2 separate regions of the Homo sapiens genome follow, and region 2 is linked to region 1. Evidence: chromatin loops called from intact Hi-C (ENCODE). Cell type or tissue: CD4-positive, alpha-beta T cell. All regions are shown on one strand.

The links. Peaks named below come from ENCODE experiments on the same cell type or tissue, not always from the same donor. Only the 100,000 strongest peaks of a DNase experiment are listed, where the experiment ranks them.
Region 2: a loop joins it to region 1, with 8 times the contacts of the local background. A loop is called at or near these places in 6 of 110 quality-filtered maps.

The regions. Positions count from the first base shown.
Region 1 is chr20:23,880,441-23,885,440 of GRCh38, reverse strand. No RefSeq gene overlaps it. Among named protein-coding and RNA genes, the nearest start is that of CST5, 3.2 kb to the right of the region's middle. In CD4-positive, alpha-beta T cell, no CTCF peak of the experiment used is centred here; no DNase peak of the experiment used is centred here.
Region 2 is chr20:23,802,859-23,807,858 of GRCh38, reverse strand. LOC107985432 (a long non-coding RNA gene) reads right to left here and starts at 4,144. Exons shown (of 3, transcript XR_001754554.3): 1 at 4,023-4,144; 2 at 3,215-3,336; 3 at 1,888-2,625. In CD4-positive, alpha-beta T cell, no CTCF peak of the experiment used is centred here; no DNase peak of the experiment used is centred here.

The sequences.
Region 1 (5,000 bases):
ATGGCAAATAGGTAGGTAGGTAGACAGATAAGCAGATAGAAGAAAATAGAGATTTTCCTTATAGTAGAATGAATGCCATTAATAAATGTAGAACAAATAATGAAATTAGAAACAACCTTTTCACAACAGTCATAATAACAATTGATTCAAGCAACAATTATCATTGTATGCTAAAGCTAGAAAGTGAAAATTTGATAAGAAGTAGGATATAATCGTATTTCAAAGCATTGCTTTATGCAATATTTGTTAATGATAAAGTGAAAAATAGCAACTTTATAGTGGACTGGTATAGATACGCTGCAATGGCTGGGGCCAGGCCACTCCTGGGAGGTGGGCTCCTGAAATGTGATCATGGACAGCAACTTCATGTAAAAGTATCCTCTCACCTTCTTGAGAGTGAAAGACTGCCTGGAAAGAGATGCTCACCATCCCCGCTGAGCACATTTCCAGCCTACCCCACCTGAATGCAGCCCCCAACTGAACCTAACAAGACCAGCAGAAGAGCCGCGGACAGCTCCAGAGTCATAAGAATCCACACATCATGTTGCTTTCAGCCAGGAAGATTCGGGGTGGCTTCTGATGCAGCAGTAGGTAACTGATGTGTACAGGATGCTCTGAACATCCCTCCCAGCAGAGACCCACAGTCCATCCCATGTGAGGTCCAGAGAGGGAGAAATCTCCTCCTCCGTAGACTGCATGGTTTCTGCTGGTGTCTACAACTGCCATGCAACTCGTGGAGCGCAGCCCTTTCCTTCCGAATCCAACCTACATTTCATGCTCTCCATGAGGGGCAGGTCTGTGGGCAAAATGATGATTGTAGCAATAGACATGCTGAACTGGTGGTGCCTGCAGGAAGTCCAGTGATGACGTCATGGACAGGGGGATGAGGAGCTTCACTGCTGGAAGCCTGGCCTTAGTTGAGATAACTCAAGACAATTGCAATGGGGTCAACACTCTCACAATAAGACAGAGTGAGCTCAAGTCCAAATATAAAAAGAGTAAGTGGGGATTTATAGCCAAGGAGCAGGGTGTGGAGGTTAGTGAAGAAAAAATTACTAAGCAGAGACATCAAAGGTAGGGGTTTCTGGCTGAACTGACCAAACAGGATTCTTGCTAAAGGCAGGACACAGCCTTAGACATCAAAGCTGAGGGATGAGGAACTTGATCAGATGTCAAGGGTGATCAGACCCCAAGGACAGCAGGATTCTCCCTAAAAGGAAGCAGGATTCTTTCCTAAAACTGAGCAATGCAGACCTGGCAGGTAGGAGCTGGAGACCAAGGTTGAGGCCTAGTGAAGAAGGCTCAGAGGAGCCTTAAAGTTTCGTTAGAGAGTCTTTTCACTGGATCCAGCTCCTCTGTGACAGGAGGAGAGGGCAGGCAGGGCCACAAGAGCAGGCAGGCTGTCCTGATGGCCTCTGGCTCCAGCTCCAGCACCCACTGATTGAGTGTAACAGGATTCCAGGCAGGAACAGGAACCACTCTCCACAGCCACTGCAGTCTGCTAAAGGAATTGATATTTAAGGTTAGACAAACAGTGACAGGGAAGTCCCAGCAGTGACCTGAATGGGGATTAGAAAGGAAACTCTCACCACACAGAGATGCCAAGGGGATTGCTCTCCCCTCAGAGCCATCTGTATTCTCCTGGGCCAGGCCCCTGCAGGCTGGGACCAGGGAGTTGGGGGAAGTCCCTGGGTGCATCAGCAAGCAACCCGAGTTCCCAAGGAACTCTCCCTGTCCTCTCCACTCGGCTGTGGTTCTCTAGCCATGGCTCTGCTAGGAAGAATGTACTCCTTGAGAAAATAAATAGTAACCTTGCAATCTAAAATCCTAAGTGCTGTTTACACATTGATCCCTGAGCAGGAAACTTCCCAAGGATTCTCTTTCCCTCCATAAAGGGCCAAACTCTCAGACCTCAGATCCTGGGCTCTGTACGCCCTTTTCCTGTAGGGGCTTTGGGCATGCTTCACAGCAAGTACCAGAGTTCATAATAATGTGGCCTCATCCCCATCAGAGCCCAGATGCTTACCAATGGTGGCCAATGGTCCAGGAGTATCTCAGGTCCCCCACAGTTGGGAGCAGGGAGGGGGAAGGAGGAAGGGTGTGCATAAGGGACAAGCTTGACCCCAGAGAACTCGCAGCACTCCATAAAGGAGGATTCTGGGCTTCCCCTTTGAGAAGCCAACAAATCCCGTGGCTGCTCAGTCCCATCTCCTATCACAGACACTGAATGTTAATTGCTCAAAACCCGGATGTGCAGAATCTCAACTCTTGGCCAACTTGATCTAACCACTTGCACTTTAGGTGATGTTTATGCCCTTAGGTATTTATTGGTTATAATATTGTTTAGTGTTTCCCTTTACTGCTTATTTATTATAGAGAACTTCTGTCACTCACCTAATTTCTCACTCTACTAATTCAATCATGGGATCAAGTTACACACGCAACCTGGGAGAACACGGCTTTCTCTTTCATCCACTGGCAGAAAGGAAACATGCCCCCTCCTGGGCAACTGGACTCCTCCAGATTACGAAGGTGCTGGAGGCCCCAGGCTTGGTCCTGAGTCCATTGTTTATCTCTGGGTCCCTGCCAGCCTGTCATTGGAGCTGTAAGCTATAGGAACTAAGTCTCCATCTTTTTTTGAGATGGGATCTCACTGTGTTGCACAGTGTGGTCTGGAACACCTGGGTTCAAGAGATCCTCCTGCCTCAGCCTCAAGAGTAGGTGTACAGGCATGCCATAACACTGGGCTATTGTAAATTTTAACCACACTTAAATGTCACTGCAGAATCAAACTTATCTTGCTGGTTTTGAACCACCAGACACCACCATTTACAAAGCAGCTCACCTTTCCATATGCATGACACATAGAGAAGGCAAAACATTTTCCCAAGGTCACCCAGCAGCTGGAGCAGCTGTCCATCTACCCTAACCTTCCACTTACCATCACCCATACTGGATGCATCTCTTGTAGTTCCTGAGAGTGCCCTACATGGGGGTCTGACTACAAAGATTAGAGTGGCCACTGTATCAGGCCTGTTGACCCTCCCTATAGCTCATTCCAGTGTCCTGACAGAGGATGACCACTGGCGGTGGCATCACATACAGGGAAATAGGCCAGCACTCCAGCTCCCACCCCATACTCCACCCACCACCATATGCCTGTTATGTGGATGACCTGCATCTCCTTCCTAATGATAAAAGATAGGAGAGATTTGTATGTATTTCAGCTTACCCTCTGCACAACACATCCTCCTGAGAGTTGAGACCTAGCGGCCAGGGAAGGTGGGAGCCACAGAGGAGACCCAACTCCCACACTTGGGAGATGACCATTCTGCCCACAAGCACCTGGCCAGGGACTGCCCTCTCTTTCCCTTCTCTGGGAATCTCCCCCAATTTCCTGTCTAACTAGGAGGCATCACGTGCAGCCCTGCTTGAAGACCTTCCCTCCCTCACCCAGCAGTAAACACTATCCCTGGGCCACCTGCTGTATCTGCTGGAGTGCATGGCTTTTCTAGGGGTGCTGGATTCACAGTGGGGTGCAATGGTCACTGGGCCTTGGGTAAAAAGGTCCCCTGTCCTCATACTGAACATGAGCACCCATGAGTAATATTGTTCCCGCTGTCGGGTTCCTGCTGATGCAGCCCCAGCCATGGCGGAGCCCCAGGATTATAGCAGGTCTGGGCTGATCCTGGCCGACCCTCACCTCCACCACTCCCAGGAGAGTCCTCTGGGTGTCCTGCTAAGGCCCAGGGTTTCCTGGTGTTTCTGGCCAAGCCTGCCACCTCGCCATAAGGGCATTTGCCGCAGGATCACCTTCAGGCATGGAGGGGGGGTTGAGAGAACAAAGGGAGCAGCTGTCTGTTCAGAGCCTCCTTCCACCCTCCCTACTCCTGAAGTCACATTCCAGTCCAGGCCCACAGCATCCCGAGCTGGGGGCTTTGTCAGCCCACAGGGCACCCAACTGACCACATCCTCTCAGTCTGTGGAGAAGGAGAACTCTCAATCCTGGCAATGAAGCCACGCTGAGCAAAGGACGAAGACACACCTGGGCTCTCTCTGCAGGATTCCATTCCTGGGAAGCTCAAGGACAGGCAACAAAGGAGTCCACAGGACCAGATGTGGGCTGCCAGGGTCGGGTGGGCATGAGGGTGGGCTTCAGAGGCAGGAGGAAACCATCTGGGGTGAGGCAGATATCACAGGTGTGGACAAAGTGGTAACACAAGTGTATGCATTTATGAAATCCCCCAGATTGGGCACATACAATTAGGCATTTTATTGTGTGTAAATTCTACCTCATTCAATGTAATTTTTAAAATATTACATGAGTTTTCCAAGCAGTGTACAGAGGACCAGTGCTGGCAGCACGTCTCCCAGAGGGGAGGAGCAAGAGAGGCTCTTGGGCTCCCACATTCATCCTGTGGCTGCTGCTCCTTCTCCTGACACCCCCACCACCTGCCAGGGGTCTCCCTGCGCCTTCCACCTGGACACACCCACAGTTACCGTGAGACTCCAGGTCGTTCCCTTCCCTGCTCACACCCCCTCCAGGAGCTTCCTCTTCCTGGAGCAGGCATGCCCAGCCTTGCCTCAGGGCCTTTGCACTGACTATTCCCTGCTGCCTGGGGCTTCTCAACCTTTCCGGTCTCTTAGAGACTTCCCTGACCAGGGTCCAGTAGCACCCACCCTCTCTCTAACTGAGCGACTATAATTCCCTGATCTAAATTGTTGATCACCACTCTGCATCCTCCCACACACCCTAATGGCTGGGCTATGCAGTACCACAGCCACCAGCAGCCACTCGTGGCCACAGGGCACTTGAAATGGGGCTAGTCCACAGTGACGCTTGGTCTAACTGTAAAAAATACACAGGGAACTTCAAGACATTACACTCACACAAAAGAATGTAAACTAGCTCCTTAAGAATAGTCCTGAAGTGTTGAAGTATTTTGGATATATTAGGTTAAAGTAGAAATACCAAAATTACTTTCAGCTGTATCTTTTAA
Region 2 (5,000 bases), 78 kb after region 1:
CAACATCATTCTGAATGAAGAAAAGTTGAAAGCATTTTCCCTAAGAATAAGAACAAGGCAAGGATACCCACTACGAGGACCCCTATTCAACGTACTACTGGAAGTTCTAGCTGAAGCAATCAGGCAGAAGAAAGAAATAAAGTACATCAAAGTTCTAAAAGAGGAAGTCAAATTCTCGTATTTTTTTTATGATATGAACTTATACCTAGAAAACCCTAAAGATTCCCCCAAAAGGCTCTTCGATTTGATAAATTTCTTCATGAAAGTTTCAGGATACAAAATTAATGTACAAAAATCAGTAGCATTTCTATATAACAATAATGTCCAAGCTGAGAACCAAATCAAGAACTCAATCCAATTCATAATAGTTACAAAAAGTAATAAAATACCTCGAAATACATTTACTCAAGGAGTGAAAGATCTCTAGAAAGAGAACTATGAAACACTAAAGAAAGACATAATAGATGGCAAAAAAATTTTAAAAATCCCATGCTTATAGACTGGGGAATCAATATCATTAAAATGATCATACTGCCCAAGTTATCTACAGATTCAATTAAATTACTATCAAACTACCAATGTCATTCTTCATAGAATCAGAAAAAAAAATTGTAAAATTCACACGGATCCAAAAAAGATCCTGAATGCCCAAAGTAATGCTAAGCAAAGAGAATAAAATTGGACAGATCACATTATATTGTATGGCTGTAGTAACCAAAACAGCATGGTCATGTTATAGAAAGAGACACATACGGAAAAATATAGCCACATAGCTACAACCAACTGATCTCTGACAAAGTTGACAAAATTATATAAAGGGAAATCACATTCTATTCAATAAATGGTGCTGGGATAATTGGTGTGCCATATGTCGATTCATGAAACTGGCCTCTTACCTTCCATCATGTACAAAAATTAACTCAAGGTGGATTAAAGACTTAAATGTAAGAACTGAAACTATAAAAATCTTAGAAGACAACCTAGGAAAAACTCTTCTAAATATTGGTCTAGACAAAGAATTTATGATGAAGTCCTCAAAATAAAATACAACAAAAACCAAAACAGAGAAATGGGACTTAATAAAAGTAAAAAGCTTCTGCACAGCAAAAGAAATAATTCTCAGTAAACAAACAAACTGTAGAATGGGCGAAAAGATTTGCCAGCAGTGTATCTGACAAAGAGCTAATATTCAGACTCTACAAGGAACTTAAACAACTCAACAAGAAAAACAAGAATAACCCCATTAAAAAGTGGCCACAGGGTATGAACAGACATTTTTAAATAAAAGACATACAAACGGCAAACATATGAAAATACTTAACATAATTAAGTATCAGAGAAATGAAAATTAAAGCCACAATGCCATGCCATCTTATACTAGTCACAATGGCTGTTATTAAACAGTCAAAAAACGGACAAGTGCAGTGGCTCATGCTTGTAATCACAGTATTTTGAGAGGCTGAGGTGGGTGGATCACTTGAGTCCAGGCATTCAAGATAAGCCTGGGCAACATAGTGAGACCTTGTCTCAACAAGCAAAAAAAAAAAAAAAAAAAAAAAATTCCACGTGTGGTGGTGTGGGCCTGTAGTCCTTGCTACTTAGGAGGCAGAGCCAGGAGGACGCCTTGAGCCCAAGAGGTTGGGACTGCACTGACCTATGATCATGCCACTGCACTTCAGCCTGGGCAACAGAGGGAGACCCTGTCTCAAAAATGGTCAAAAAACAAGATGTTGGAAAATATGTATCGGTTGATGTGTAACTCATATGACCTCTATGGAAAACAGTATGATAATTTCTAGAAAACTAAAAATAGAACCACCCTTCAATCCAGCAATTCCACTACCGCACATGTACCCCCCAAAAGGAAACAAATCATTATATAAAAAAGCCTTCTGCATTTGTATGTTTATTGTAGCACAGTTCAGAATAGCAAAGTTGTGAAATCAACCTAAGTGTCCATCAACACTTCATTGAATAAAACAATCTGGTAGATATACACCATGGAATACTATTCAGCCATAAAAGTGAATGAAATTATGACTTTTGCAGCAATGTGTATGGAACTGGAGGCCATTACCCTTAGTGAAATGACTCAGAAACAGAAAATCAAGAACTGCATGTTCCCACTTATACATGGGTGCTAAACCATGGACATGGACTTACTGAGTGGAATGATAGACATTGGAGGCTCCAAACAGTGGGAGGATAGAATGAGGGTGAAAGTGAAATGCTGCCTATTGGGTACAATGTATCTTATTTGGGTAGTTGTACATAAAAGCCCAGATTTCATCTCTACAAAATATATCCATGTAACACAACTGCACCTGTACCCCTAAATCCATCAAAAATCTAAAAAAAATTAGTTTTAAATAAATACATTTTTAAATGCCATACATCCTATAATTCAACAATGTATAGCTGATCGTTAGCCACTGTTATTTCTGTAAATCAATGAGAATTAGATCAACAACTTTGGTAATCATGCCTTCTCTTCACTTGTACTTGTTTTCCTTAAAATCTTGAGTTTGATTTTTTGTTCTACAGAGCAGTCCCCAAGGCAACCTGAAAGTGTGTCCTGTGCTCCACTCTTGCTTGATCTCTGTGCTTAAATAAACTCTCTTTCAACTGGAAAAAAAAATTAAGAGAAATGAATGAATGAGTACAAAAATAATTTCAAAACAAACTGTATAGTGTACACAGAAGCCTTAATGTTTATCTTATAATTAGTTATTGAAGTCTCTTCTTGATTGTTTTCTTTTTCTGGATATAGGAGATCAAAGTGAAACCAATAAGTATACAGACAACATTTGGCTATAAATCTATGAACTGAATGTTGACATACTATACCTTTTAAAAGGAGGAGAAATATGCAGAACAAAGGTGAATGTATAGTGTATAGTAGATGGGCAATAAATATTTGCATTTAGTGGAAAATGAATAAAACTCTGTTTTACAAAAAGCATGAGATGTCCTATAAAATTAATGGAAGATCTTCCTTCCTTTTTTAAAATAAAACAAACTTTCAAAAGGGAAGAAAATTCTAAGAAATTATAAAGATTGCATGTGCTTGGTTCCTAGTTTATTATTTTTTCCCCTTACATATCTTCTTCCTCTCACATTAATTCTATTTCTCCTTCTCCTGCTCTGAGTAAATAATCAAATGTTTCTGCCCTCATTTTGTCTATATCTTAATTGTCAAAACCAGAACACATACCTATAAGGCAAGCACAGTGGGTAGGAACATAATGTCCAATCTTAAGAAAATATCTTAATCTTTCTCAGTCGCATTTCTCTTATCTGGAAATGGTGGCATCAGTCAGGATGAGCTGGGTTATGCTGTGGTAACAAAAAAAAGTATGAGGGACTTAAGACAGCAACATACCATTCCATTATTGTGACTGTTATTTGTATAGATGCACTGCATGTGTGTCGGGGGTGCTGAACTATGTTGTGCTCACTCTGGATCCCAAGATGATGGAGAAGACACCCTCACAACAGTATCAGGGGCCAAGGCAATAAGCACCAGCTTTCCCCAAGTGCAACTGGAAGTAACAGATGTCACTTATTCATCTATTATATTGACCAAAGCAGGTCATGACTACAACAAACTCAAAGGAAGGGGACAATCCTGTCTTGTACCCATAAGACACAGAAGCACTCAAGGGACAGCCCTAAAGACTATCACAAATGCCCACCCAATCACACCAGGCAGATATCTGTGTTTCTGCCCACAGCACCAGGGTACCACGCAAGCAATGGCACAGCTCAGATCCCAGTTTCTCCCTGCTCACCACCTCCACTTCCCCAGACATTTTGGACATAGTGGACCTGAAACCAAATAATAGTATAACAAAATACAGTCATCTGACAGGGGAGATGGCTCATGCCTACAATCCCAGCACTTTGGGAGGCCAAGGCGGGTCGATCACTTGATGTCAGGAGTTCGAGACCAGCCTGCCCAACATAATGAAACCCTGTCTTTACTAAAAATACAAAAATTAGCCGGGCATGGTAGCGCATACCTGTGTTCCCAGCTACTTGGGAGGCTGAGGCAGGAGAATTGCTTGAATCTAGGAGGTGGAGGTTGTATTTAGCTGAGATTGCACCACTGCACAGCAGCCTGGGGGACACAGTGAGACTCCATCTCAAAAAAGAAAAAAATGTATATATATATATATATATATATATATACACACACACACACACATATACATACAGTATCCTGAAAATGCCTTAAAGTTCACAGAAAACATTTTACCCATCTTTGGGCAGTCAAGCATCACCTAGGCAGAGTACCTTGATGACCATTTGTGTTTTCACCCACCAAGTTCACCAAGATGCCAAGATTATTTTGCCCTGAACCCACTTGGAACTGTCTGGGTGCTGGCACGTGGCTTCGGGTTGCCTCTCTTACCCAATTCCTTGTTTCATGGAAGGGAATGAGCTTCATGGTACCTGTGATTCATTTTCACCTTTACCTTGTTTTAGTTTTGGGCCTCCAAGCTAATGATTACAATTTTCCTTGCCTCTCATTTCCTTTATAGACATTTTAACTTTTCTGTGTGATTTTTTTTTAAATGACATAAAGCTATTTGCTTTTTGTTCCTGCAACTTTTATAAAATGTTCCTCTTTTAATTATTCAAGAATATTTGTCTGTAAATTAAAGTTGCTAAAGAAAGATTAATGGAAAATTTTCAGGCTTGTCATAAAATGGGCCTAATTGTGTCCTCCTCCTGTATCATTGAGCATGTGATGTGTGGTAGGTGCTCGATTGGGTGCTGGAGATATCAAACAGGAAGATCCGAGTCACCCACCCTCAATGAATGTCAGGTCTGCTAGACAGGGAAGTGGAAATCAGAGGAGAGAACAGGGCACTGGAGAGCACAGAGAAGGGAACCAAACCCACAGAGAGGCTGGGAGAGGAGGACAAGCTCCCCACATTGCTGGGTCCTCTCTACTTGAGCACCTGTCAGCCCAACTTCCAATTGCCAGCATCTGT